Linked DNA regions of Mus musculus: region 2 is linked to region 1. A link is a contact called in ENCODE Hi-C data. All regions are on one chromosome and are shown on one strand. The core of a region is the stretch at or near the end of the contact, and the rest is flanking DNA. Distances in the headings are between cores, read along the strand shown.

Region 1 (6,369 bases), core at 352-2,851:
TGGCACTATTTGGAGGTGTGGCCATGTTGGAGTAGGTGTGTCATGGTGGAGGTGGGCTTTGAGATCCTCCTCCCAGCTACTAAGAATATAGACCTCTCAGCTCCTCCTGCCTGGATGCTGCCATGCTCCCGCCTTGATGGTAATGGACTGAAACTCTGAACTTGTAAGCCAGCCCCAATTAAATGTTATCCTTAGAAGAGTTGCCTTGGTCAATGGTGTCTGTTCACAGCAGTAAAACCCTAAGATGTCCCCCACTCTTCAGCTTCTCCTTGGCCCTGCTCATCCAACTTTCCTAGGCAGACACCTGCTTTTTCCCTGTAGACTAAGACTGGATTCCCAACTTTACTCACAGCTATCTTGTCCTCTCTACTCCACCTGACAGTCATGAGGGAAGACTGGGCGGTAAGGAGTCATGGTACCCCAGGGCAGGAGGAGGGCTTCCCTAACTTGCCTGTTGGGTAATGAGGCACTTGCCCTCTGCCAATGGTGCCAGTGACTGACCAGACTGCTTCCTCTGCCGTCAGCAAACCTGAACTACGTTTCTCCTCCACACCGCTGTCTAGAAGGCTCTTTTTGAAATTGTCATAACTGCTCCCACCTTGCCACTTGAATCTCACCTTAAGGCGTGTCACCTCCTCAATGGGGACTCCTAGGACAGAGCCCAGTGGTTCCTGTGATTCTGTTTCCACACTAGGAATAATTTGGCTCACACTTGCTTTAGCTCTGGCCTTCTGTCTGTCACTCAGGTTTTATGAATTCAAGGGTTTCAAACCTTCGGTGGAGAGCAGTACTCTGTCGTACGTAGGACAAACTCACTGCCATGATTTCAGTGTTTTCCCTGAAGGATGCTAATGGAGTCAGAGGGCATGACTGGCTTGCCTGCAGCAGGATTTAGGAGCCAGGAAGAAATTAGGATACTGATTCTGATGTTCACATGCGCTTCTCAGCTGTCTTCCCACCTACTTGTACAAGGGGCTACCCCAAAACTACCAGAAGCAGTAGCCCCCAGGAGCCCGGAATAGAAGAAGCATTGCAATCACCGAGCCAGTGGGTGAGGTGTGAGCATGTCTAACCGAGCAACTTGGATTTTTACCTGCAAAGGCAAGCAGAGGAGGTGGAGGGTGGAGACTGAACATAAAGCTGCAGCCTCAGCCTCTATCTACTCCCTTTTAATTTCTCCTCTCGCTCAGGGGAAACCCCAACGCCCACGGGGTCTGGGGAGCTCCCGCTTCACGGCCTCAGGATTCATGACCCAGCAGAAGCAGTAGTAGAGGCCTCACAGCCCTGGTGATGCTGGACCTCAAGGCTGTCTTGGGTAGGGGGGCGGCGGGGAGAGGCGGGGCCCCGCCTGGGCCTCCCGCAACCAAGGGGCGGGACGATGGAGCCCCACCCCTGCGAAGGAGGGAGGGAAGCAGAGAACGCTGCGGGTGGTGAGCGCTCCGCCCGGGCGCGCCTGCTTCTGCTGCTGCTACTGCCGCTGCAGCGGGGCTAGGGCTAGAGCAGCGGGCTGGGCGCGGGCGGGAGAGGGGAGGAGGGAGGAGGCGGCGGCGCGTGTGCCAGGCGGGCGGGCGGGAGGACGGCTGGCACAGGGCTTGTAAATAAACTGCGATGCTGTCTCGGGCTCGCCGGCCCGGGTGCCGCCGTCGCCGCCGCCTCCCTGGAGCTTCGGTGCCAGGCTCCCGCCGTCGCGCGCCCTAGCGCCACCGCGCCAGCCTCGCGCGCCCTCAACGGGCTCCCCGTGGACCCCGGCTTCCTGCGCCCCTCCGGGTCCCACAGAGGACCCGCTCGGGATGTGACCCCTTGACTCCCCACCCGACCTCCTCTGGCCCCCGGGAGGCCCGCCTTTGCCTGCTTTTGGGGGGGTGGGCGGGGAGGGGCGCGCGGATCATGGCATTGGAGTTCCCGGGCTTGCAGCCGCCGCCGCCGCCTCGTCCACGTACCCCAAGTGCTCCTACTTCCCGGAGCAGCAGCGGAGAAGGCGAAGCGCCCGGTGGGGGCGAGGCAGATGGGTCTCAAGGCTCGCAGGGCGGCGGGGGCGGCTGGCGGGGGCGGCGGCGAAGGGGGCGGCGGCGGCGGCGGGGCCGCTAACCCTGCTGGAGGGGACTCGGCGGTGGCCGGCGACGAGGAGCGGAAAGTGGGGCTGGCGCCAGGAGACGTGGAGCAAGTCACCTTGGCGCTAGGGGCCGGAGCCGACAAAGACGGGACCCTGCTGCTGGAGGGCGGTGGCCGCGAAGAGGGGCAGAGGAGGACCCCGCAGGGCATCGGGCTCCTGGCAAAGACCCCCCTGAGCCGCCCAGTCAAGAGGAACAACGCCAAGTACAGGCGCATCCAAACTTTGATCTATGACGCCCTGGAGAGACCGCGGGGCTGGGCGCTGCTCTACCACGCGCTTGTGTGAGTACCTGGCCACTCGGGGCGCCCCTTGGCGGCCGTGCACCTTAGGGTTCGGGCCAGGGCTGGCATAGTGTTGTGTCTTTGGCCACTCAGAAGTGCTCTCTGGCTTGGGTTGGGGATGGAGGGACACCAGTTTGGCCTTAGCCAATGGTTCTCTGCGGTGTGACGGAGTGTTTCTGGTGCCTGGGACAGCAGGCTTTCAAGCTGAGTTGGAGATTTGAACTGGCGAGTGCGCAAAAGTGCGCATTTATTGTATGTTCTGGGATATTGTCATGGAAGCTTAAAAGAAATAGATGATATTTCTAATGAAGCAGTTGAGTGGGACAAAAACGGTCCTTTCAGAAGCACCGGTTCTTCTTGGGGTGGATAGCTTGCAATCACCACTCAATTTAGATGATATATCCCAGAGTTGAGGATAGTAGCGGTGCACACTGCCCATAGGCATAGTGCCTGTGTACGTGCGTGTTCCATGTGTGTGCTTCCCTTCCTTGGAATGGATGCTGAAGTAAAAGAATAATGGGTTTGGCTTTAATTGGGGGCTTAGACAGACCAAAATGCAGGTCTTTGTGTTCTTTTAGTAAAATGAATAGGAGAATAGAAAAGGGGCGGGATTTCCAAGCTTAGTCCAAAGGGTTTAGCTGAGCCATAGGTAAGGTGAAGCTATTTGATGCTGGAACATCCGTATGATTTATGTGCAACATCCCATAGTTTAGGTTCTACCATCTCTGTAGGTACAACTGTTGCCCATCTGTGGTTTGGCTGACCAGGGCATTGGACACCCAAGAGTCCGGTGGGAAGTTTGTCCCCTGGGACTCCTCTAGAAATAATCTCCATGCTAGCCCAGAAAGTAAATGCTAGGGCGGAAGAAAAATGGAACTCAGATGTACCGACTCCTGGGATGCAAAATACACACCCGTATTTAAGAAGGAAGAGAGGGTACTTACTATCAGAGGGATTCCTCACCCAGGACTGGAATCCTGAGTGCCACAACACCTTGGATGTGTGTGACAAGGCACTTCTTGATACCAGCTGCTTCCTGGCTTTGGCTTAGGAAGCTGTATGGCTGTCATGGTTTGGGTAGGAAGTAGACTATTACCTTGACCCTTCCAATTTAAGGCAATTGGTTTCCCTCCGGTTGACCCTTAACTGACAAAGAGGGAAGAAGTCAGGGAATGTCTTCTGTTTTTTAAGTACTTGCCTGCCTTTTGAGGTTGGAAGAGCTTTTCCTGGTTTGGCCACCAGGTGGGGCGTCCACACAGGACCGCAGTTTTGTGCAACAGGTTTCTTCCAGGTTACAAAAGCCTTTCGAGAATGCATCCCTGAAAACTCAGGAAGCAGCAAGAATAAGGATGACGTACCTTGCCAGGGACTTGGATTTTGGTTGGTCAAGCCTTTGATTCCTCTGTATTTTCAGAAAGCATCTGACCCAAAGCTTAACATGTGTTGTTCTTTCATAGTGAAATGAGGTTTAGCTGGCATTCATTCTTTGGTCTCTAGAACCATGTTCAAATTGAAATGAAATAAATGCTAGGGTATATGTAGTTTTAAAAGGTTGAACAAATTATCTGAGAGCAGGTCCTATGTCCCTTTGCATAAAGTTGTGTTCAGTGTGTGTTCAATGCCTTTGGAGCCTGGTGTTTAATTGAAGCTTGAGATTCCCTCTTTCTTCTCCTCCCACCTTTTCTAGCTGGAATCTGAAGCCTTGCCTTGCCCAGTCTGCAGAGAGAATAGATAAAGACTATTATAGAATCAGCTACAATGTTATTTTACTGTATGCTTGTTCATATCTCAGAAACCAGCTTGTAAGTGCCAAACCTATAGCCAGAATTTCCCAGAGAAGACCTCAAAACTTAAGACCATTAGAATTGTCAGATAAATACACATTGTGCTTGTTTCTCACGTGACCACAATGAGGTAATGCCTGTAACTTATGCTTCATGGATGAAAATTTGACCGCTGCAGGAGATAAAGACAGTTGTCCAGCATCGCAGGGATAATGATTTTAAACATATCTGGCTTTCTGGCTGTACTCAGATTCCATTTCTGATCCTTGGGGCATTTTGCTGAGCATTGCTGGGTGCCCATTGCCCATTGATAATGCAAGGCTCTTGATAATCATTTTTTCTAGCTCAAGTAGGAAATCAAACCAGGATCCGATCAGAACCTAGGAGCCACTGTTAGGAAAATGGGAAGTGGGCTGGGGCTAGGTTTTGTGGCTTCTGATTAAAGATATGCTTTATAGGAAAGCTCTTCTTGGGCTGGGTTTGGGTTCCTAATACTCAGATAAGCTTACCAAGTGGCTTCATTTTACATCCTTCCTCAAGCTCAGGAGGAGCCCAGACAAGGGAACACAGCTTCATTGACAATTCTGGATTTTGCAGAATTTTTAAAATTCAGACTGTGAAGTGCCCATTATCCTGTGCTGGGCTGTGGCTAATGGCAGGAGGGGACCAAGAAATTCGGTTGACCATGAGCTCATAGTTCAGTACTCTCTCTTTCTTTTGTAAATTAACCAGGCCTGTCAAGTGAGGTTTCTTTCTCCCCTTTCTGTCCTAAATATAAACGTGAAAATCAATCATTTCTCCCATCTTGCTTCCTATGCCTCAAAGGCCCATCCCCTGCTCCTAGCTATTCACCTTCACTAGGTACCTTTTCTCAGCCTTCAATCTGGTTAGGCTCAAGTTGCCCCCTATGCCTTCTCCAGGCATAGAATTATGTGTGCTGCTTTGAGCTGATGAGCTTGCTTCTCTGCCCCATGAACCCAAAAGCTTCTTGAGAGTGAAAGTGGGATGTATTTCTCTCTCTCTCTCTCTCTCTCTCTCTCTCTCTCTCTCTCTCTCTCTCTCTCTCTCTCTCTCTCTTTTCTGTTTTCTTTTTATTCTCAAGCCCTGGGAGACCATAGAACCCATGATAGGTACTTAGTAAGCATTTGCTGTGTGGATACATAGCAGAATTCTCTCAGGATTCTAGTTAATCAAGACTTTGCTATAACAGCTTTACTGTTACAACAGCGACAGCAGTAAGCAGCTGGAGTCAGCACCACGGGGTTTTAAGAGGAGAATCATCCTTGGAAGTGTTGGGCTTTGGGGGGGGGGTGGTGGATGGACGAGGTGGAGCTCTTGATTGGCTTCAAGAAAAGATCACTGCAGCCCTGTCTTTGGCTAAGGCAAACTTTGATATTACAGGAAACATGGTGGGTTCTGAGTTTGTATATATGGTTCTGCAGGCACTAAGTAGGAACGACCCGGAAGCTGAGGATGGTGGGCCTGCCGCATTGAAGAATGGTCTTCATGCTTAAATTGGCAATCATGACACAATAAGTGTACATGAGGTACTCAGCAGTCAGTTGATATTGAATCAGGATCTACTTAGAAGTCACACATACCTGATACTATCATTGTCCTGAGCCTGTTGGGAGAGTGATGCTGTCTTCATCTTGGCATTGGTGCTAGCTTGGCACTGGGAAGGCATCCTGTTGCCCTGGCCATGTCTTTGCAGCCAGCTGGGTATTGTCCCTTGCCACCTGTTAGCAAAACAAAGGGAAAGGATCTGGAAAAACACCTGCTGCTGTTTTCTAAGGGGGGCTGGCTCCGAGCATCTGGCAGGCAAGGCTGGTTGCTTTTTTCCAGCACCAGAACAGAAAAGACCTGGCTGCTGGCCTTAGTCTGAAGAGTTTACCCAGGGGTTGATGGAAAATACCTACATATGAAAATAAAGAGATTTGACAAATACTTCCTGTTTTGTGTCTCCTCCTGGTCATGTATAATCTACCACCTTTTCTCCCCCTCTCCCCCAACCCCATGAAATCCACATCCAATCTACTCCACAACAATCTCACTTCATTCTTCTCTTTCCTGTCTGATCTCCTTGCCTTGATCTTTGCTCCTCTGTCAGGTCACTTTCAAGCTTCCTGAGTTGTATGAAGGGAAAGGTAAGGTAATCGTTTCAATAGCCAATAGTATTGTGTTTTTGTTT
Region 2 (6,450 bases), core at 607-3,106, 38 kb before region 1:
GCGTAGTTGGGCTAATGGTTCAGCCATGCTCAGGGTTACCCTGATCTTGCGCATGGAACTATGTCCTTCCTGGTAACATCTCAGCAAGCTAACATGGAAAGGATGAAAGCCAGATCATCCAGGATTCATTATGAAGGGGGAGCAAACCATTCTCAAAAGCCATACAGAAGGTTTCCCTTCCCTGTCTCAGTCCCTTGGGTTGTAGAAAACCTCCATTCTTGAATGAGTCCCTGGCAATAAGCATTTAATTACACAGGGCTTGAACCTGAGTTGCTAAAGGCAGCACCACCCAACACTGACTTCATTCTATAACTTTCCATGTCATATCTTACATCCTGCTCATCATCTTATATGCAGGTTGAGTTCTCAAATTACAATCTCTATGAGATGATTTAAGTCTATGGGTTCACCTCCATCTCTCCATCTCTCCACCCATGTATGTTTTATATAAGGCAGTATTTTTAACTAGCAGAAGAAATGCAACCTTAGAGCTGTCCCTTCAGAATCCCTAAAGACTAAGTGATAAAGGGTTAACAAGCGTTTCAATGCCTAAATTGATTGAGATGCTAATTCCTGCCTCAAGGACCCTTGTGAGATGGAACTAAACACATAATACATGTACAGAACAAAGAATTGCATTATACACTGCTTGGCTCCTCCAATTCTGGGTCCAGAGCACCTGGAGTAACGTGCCCAGGGCAGACCCACGCCTGGATGTGTCTGCTTGTGCTGCCAATTCCTTGTAGCACAAAGCCTCTGAGATATGCACGTGGCTGGACACATTAAGCTCATCACTCATTGCATCAATGGAGAATGAGTGCCCTGGGAAGCCTCTGTAGGAAGGGTCTGGAAAGTACTCTTTAAGGGATTCGGGTTTTGCTTGGGGGTTATGAACATTTCTAAAGAAGCAAAGATTTATCCCAGACTTAGAATGAATGGGGTGCTTGTATTACTTGGTGGCTCTGTAAGTTCATCTATACAGAAGGCAGACTAGAGACGAGAGAACACAGTGACAGGAAAAGGAGTAGCCATCGATCATTGTAATTATGAAAAGGTGGTATTTACTATGTATTTAGGATTTAGAGGAGCCTTGTTTCATCTATGCTCAGATAAACTCATGAAACAGATTTATTTGGTTTCACTTCCTATGGGCTGACTTGCTATACTCTGTCACTATGCTATGAGCGTGTTTGTGTCGGACAGGAGAAAGGGGTGGTTCTGTTGTAATGGCCCAGCCAGCTTCTGGGTTAGCACTGGACATGGCAATCTAAATAAGTATTTACTGTAAGGGAAATAGGAGTCTGGAGGGCAATATTGTCAGCGCCATGTGGGAATCACAATAAGAGAGTTACTGAATCTAGAGACGGGAAGGCCTCCGGGGCAGAGGGGACAGAGGATAACATCAGAGAAACATCAAGAAGGAGATCTAGACAAAGAGTAAGCAAGAGTGTGTTCGAATGTGAGTGTGTGTGTGTGTATGTGTGTGTGTGTGTGTGTGTGTGTGTGTGTGTGTGTGTGTGTTTGTATGTGTGTGTCTCCTTTATGTGCATGTGGTCCATATGTTCCAAATCTTATATTCAGTTCAAGCCCCAGCAACTTTGCAACTACAGACATTCTCTCTCCATTCTTTCCAGGAAGAAAAATAGCCTTTCTATTTTCATCCCTGAAATCGCCATTTGTCATTCTCAAGGTGCCTCGGTGCCTTTGTCTCTGCTGTCAGCTGGCGGCAATGATGCTAAAAATAGCTGGCGGAGGGAACTGCTCCACGCTGAACATTAAAAATAGAAAGGGAAGCACTGGCGTGAATAATGCATGGGAGAGAATCCCCTTCACGTTGGCCTCCAGCCCCTCCAGCAGCCTGGCAGCTGGGCACAGACTGCAGGGCGAGCGAGCGAGGATTAAAGCATTTGTATGGCTCACGCTATGATGAAAGGGCAGCCCGCACATTACAGCTTCCCTCCCACTCCATGGTTAGGGAGAGCTAGGAGGAAATGCAGACTTAGGCTAGCAAGACAAGCCAAGAGTCCTGTTTAGGGACACAAACTAGAATGTCTCCATGCCATTATGACTGGGAGCCAAGGCAAAGTGGGGGAGCAGACCTGCGACATGCCAGCAAGGCACATCCCGTGCAAGTCACTCTAATTTTGCCCCCAGTAACACACAATGCCAGCTGGTCAGAACCAGTCTGCAACTGGGACCTCGGGAACAACCAGACCATGCTCCACACAAAATCCAATTGCCACTGAAAAGTCAGACCCATGTTAGACCAGCTGCAGGGTCTCTTAGTCCACGTCTGAGAACACTCAGCTCTCAGTTACTATCCTGCAGGACTGAACTCTCTACATTAATAGCTTGTGCCTTGTGACCTGATGCCAGTTTTAATCCTGGCGTTCCAGCTCAGAAACAGCAAGATAAATTAGGAGGTGGCAATATCCAGAGATGGAAAGAAAACTGACTAAGGTCACACAGCACCCCAGGCTGAGACAGGGCTCACCAGCCTCTTCATCTGCCCTGAGTGGAGTCATCTCTTCAAGTCCCTGCTGGAAGAGGAACATTGCCAGTAAATACAGGCTTTATATCTGCTCATTTGTGTGACCAGGCGCACAGCCTCTAGTCTTTCTGAACCCACTCTTACAGGGTTGTTGGCCTTGAAGTTTAATGCCAAAACATGTCTGGGGTGACAGCATTGACCCTGAGCTGTGTGCTCTCAGTTCTGTCTATGTGGGCATCATTGATTTGATTTATCACAAATTTACTCCTGGTGTCCTATGAGTTCTTCTAGCCCTCCCACAAAGAAAAGCTAACTCTGGTGCTGAAGAGATTGTCTGCAATTCCTCAGAGATGAGCTTACATCCTGCATCTTTGTTCAGCATCCTCTGGTCACCAGTGAGAATCCAGCTTTGAAATATCCCAGAGTTCAGATCCAGTTTTCTGCCCTTTCTTGTCCTTTGGATAGGACACTTGATATCTCCTGGCTCTTGTTTCCTGCTCCTGCTACACCAGCACTGCTATAAAGGGACAAATGAGGGAGAAACAATGGCTGCAGTGACCCTCTAGGAACAGTGGTTGTCAACAACCAGATGTCATGCTTCTTTCCCAGAGCACCATGTCATTATGCTTGCACCTTGATTTCCCAACTCAGTTTGAGTCTCTGGTATATGGCATGGCCCCTCAGTGGCCTCTTGTATCCAGAGAGCTTGAGGTGGCATGTCTACCTTCTTACCTGTTAGGAAGGAAGGAATGGAACCTCTCTTCTAGCTGCACATGTTATAAAGTGTACATGAAGCTTCGCACAGAGAAGGTACTTTAGAAAGGAGGTCAGGGCTTAACCCCATTCCCTAGGTAAGGGTGACCATGGCCTATACCTCTGGTCCTTGTTCAGATAAGCAGATCACATGTGCTCATAGAGGCCAAGCTCACGCTGTGATGGAGGCTTTCTGAGGCTTCTGTCTGAGACTAAGCTGTGAATTCTAGTTATTCTCGTGCCTATCTATAAAGGTCTGAAGTCCCAAATAAGGAGTGAATGAACCCAACTCCCTTGTAGCATAACTGGATCTGTGATCTCCTGAAAGTCCCTCATTACACACTCTTTTAAAACAAAACAAAACAAAAACAAAACAAAACAAAAAACTTTTTTTTTGGTAGGTCTTGAAAAAGACACAGTAGGGCCACACTTCATGAATGTCCTTTATAAATATTAAGCTCCTGGTATTTTATGTATTGCCTTGGGAGGCTTTTTTTTTTAAGAGAAAAATGAAGACCTGTAGAGATGGCTCTTCAGTTGAGAGAACTTTTCTGAGGCACGGGAATTCGGTTCTCAGAACCTACATTAGGCAGCTCACAACTATAACTCCAGGTCTGGGGGAACTTAGTCCCACTTCTGACCTCCACAAGTACCCTCATACATGTGCATACATGTACACAGACACACACTAATCATTTATCCAGTGAGCCTTTAATGCATATATTCATCAAACTCCTCAAACTTCTGCAGTCTGGATCCTGTACTAGTCAGTATGATGGTAGAGTTTGAGATGCTTTCTTAGCCTGGAGGGGAGGAGATGCTAGGAAAAGCCACTCATCTTACAGATGCCCTTTCTCTCAGCCATCCCTTGCCAGCTTCTGTTCAGTCCTCTTAGTGGCCTGGCAAATTGAACCTCAATGTCTTCTCCCCATTTCACACATGGGAGGAAACTGAGGCTCACAGTCATATTAAGCTTCTAGTACATCAATGTTTCCCATCAACTTATATCCTACCGATGAGGTAGACAGGTTATTTGCAGGAAACACAATTGCTTTATTCTGTTCTTCCTTTCTCAAATATATGAGCACTCAGTCTCCACCCCTGATAATTGATATGCAAAAGTAGAGAAGAAAAGAACATGCATGGTGGTCCAGGCATGTAATTCCCACAGTGGGGAGGCAGAGACAGGCAGATCCCTGCAGGTTGCTGGCAAGCCAGTGTAGCTTATGTTGGGACATTATTATATATATGAAGCATAATGTAGACTTGTGTAACAAGCTTCTTCCTACTCACTAAGGAAGAAAACACACAGCTAGGGCTTGGAAGAGGTAAAGTTGGAACAAATCCACACAGTCCCACTGTGCCATTAGCACTGTACTCAGCTGCAACAGATAACCCTACCACAGCAATCTATGCCCTGAAGGCGGTTTACTTTCTTACTGTATGTTGGAGTCAGAGATAGTATGGTTGTTCCATGGTGCTGTTAGGGATTGAATAGGAGGGGTCCTCCAGAAATTTCATGTGTGACAGCCTTCATTGGCAGATCAGGGGTTTATGAGAGCTCATTCAATCATGATGGTTTCTGAACTTTGCAATGGCTTACTTAATCCATGAACTCGTTCACAGCCTAACCAGTTACTATTACCCAGCCTAACATTACGACTGTGAGATGGTGATGGGAGCATGCTTTGGAAGGTCTGTATTTTCCTTCTATCCTGCTCACTCCCTGCTTCTGGTACACAGTGAGATTAGCCATGTTGCTCCAGGTATGGACCCTGGTATCTTGTTCTGCTTCACTCTCCATGGGTCCAGAAGCTAAAACCTGTAAACCCTTTTCTCCTTGTGCTGTTTCTTTAGGTATTTTGTCTCAGTGATGTAAAGTGACCAATACGGATTCCCTGCAGGAGCCAGGATCCTTACCCATGGCTGTTGTGTTTTCATTATTGAGTGGCATTCCCCCCGCACCCCCCCCCCCCCCACGGACTCACTATGATTGTCTTTCCTCAGCTTTCCTGATTGTCTACAATTCAGACAGGAAGGAGATATTTACTTTCCAGACTAGACATAAGTGTAGGAAATAAGGCTTGAAATACCCGATGTTTAAGATTATTTTCAATGTTTGCCTAAGTCCTGCCCTTCAGAATAATTACTAGTTAGCAAACTTACATGATGTGCATAGGAAACAAAGGGACTTGAAACAGCAGACAAACATATAGGACATCTGAATTGGTTTGGTTGCTGTATAGGAAAGGAAATGTTCCTAGGTGTTTAGAGGGTTTTTTTCTACTTTAATAATTCATTTTCCACGGACTGAGAAAGCATAGATTATGTCAAGTGTACTTATAAATTCTAAGATGTTGGTGACTAGTTGATGGACATAGTGGGGTCCAGTGGACGCACTATGGGCTCAGATCTTTTCAGCTTCTGTTTCATGTACCTTCACCCTAACGGGGGGAAACCACACTGACCCTTTAACTTCAGTGACATAGAGATCCAAGTGCTATTGGTGCTTTATATGCAATGACCTGTGAAGATCAAAATATTTCCCCTTACCCTGGTAGACATTTACTCTGGTCAATAGGCTTTGGCACTTCTCAGGAAGCATTGCAGGGGTATTTATAGTATACATTTATGTTGACTTTCCAGGGTCCTTCCTCAAAGGAGCCTGGTTTCTCCTTTAATCAATTAGATGGCATCTGTAACTAAGTATGGAAACTTCATGGGACCTCAGGTTTCCACCGAGGTGGCTGACATCAGCTTTCTGCTTGCCAGTTCTCATTTATTATTATAAATAGTAAGCAGTACTTGTGGTGTGCTATTTATTATTATACATAGTAAGCAATCCATCTGTCTTGCCCATAAAAACACCATGATCTCTTAGCCAGGGCCAAGAATTACTGTGGGCCAAAGTACTTTGATCACAAGCCTTACCACCAAAATAAACAAGTAAGTTCACTTTTGCCCTGGAAGCTAAGAGCAATCCCCTCGTTGCTACTTCAGGAGTTCTAGCTTTTCTATTGATGTCAGCAAACTAAGATCCATGGCAATATCTCTGTCAATCGTGTCCTGTAGACGAGCACTGGAACATCTCTATGGAATCCATTCAATAAAACATATTTATGGACAGAGGGTTTAAACTCGGGTTTTATTTGAGCCTTCTGACACTATATTATTATATGGTTATATTGACTGACTTACTATAGGGT

What was found. A loop is a pair of places that touch in the nucleus more often than their neighbours do.
Region 2: a map of left cerebral cortex shows a loop between it and region 1 (2.8-fold over the local background). The contact joins the enhancer-like site here to the promoter of Kcnq3 in region 1. A Hi-C loop is called at or near these places in 2 of 37 maps with a recorded cell type or tissue (gastrocnemius and left cerebral cortex).

What each region holds. Positions count from the first base shown.
Region 1 is chr15:66,281,861-66,288,229 of GRCm38, reverse strand. Kcnq3 (potassium voltage-gated channel, subfamily Q, member 3) reads left to right here and starts at 1,601. Exons shown (of 15, transcript NM_152923.3): 1 at 1,601-2,394. The coding sequence starts at 2,006. It overlaps Gm27242 (a long non-coding RNA gene), which reads right to left. Exons shown (of 5, transcript XR_875391.3): 1 at 5,780-6,369.
Region 2 is chr15:66,319,997-66,326,446 of GRCm38, reverse strand. No RefSeq gene overlaps it. Among named protein-coding and RNA genes, the nearest start is that of Gm30929, 17 kb to the left of the region's middle. Within about 2 kb of position 1,856, at least 3 of the 3 ENCODE cell types and tissues checked have a DNase peak (open chromatin) inside an H3K27ac peak, as active enhancers do; they include gastrocnemius and left cerebral cortex, where a contact is called at or near this core.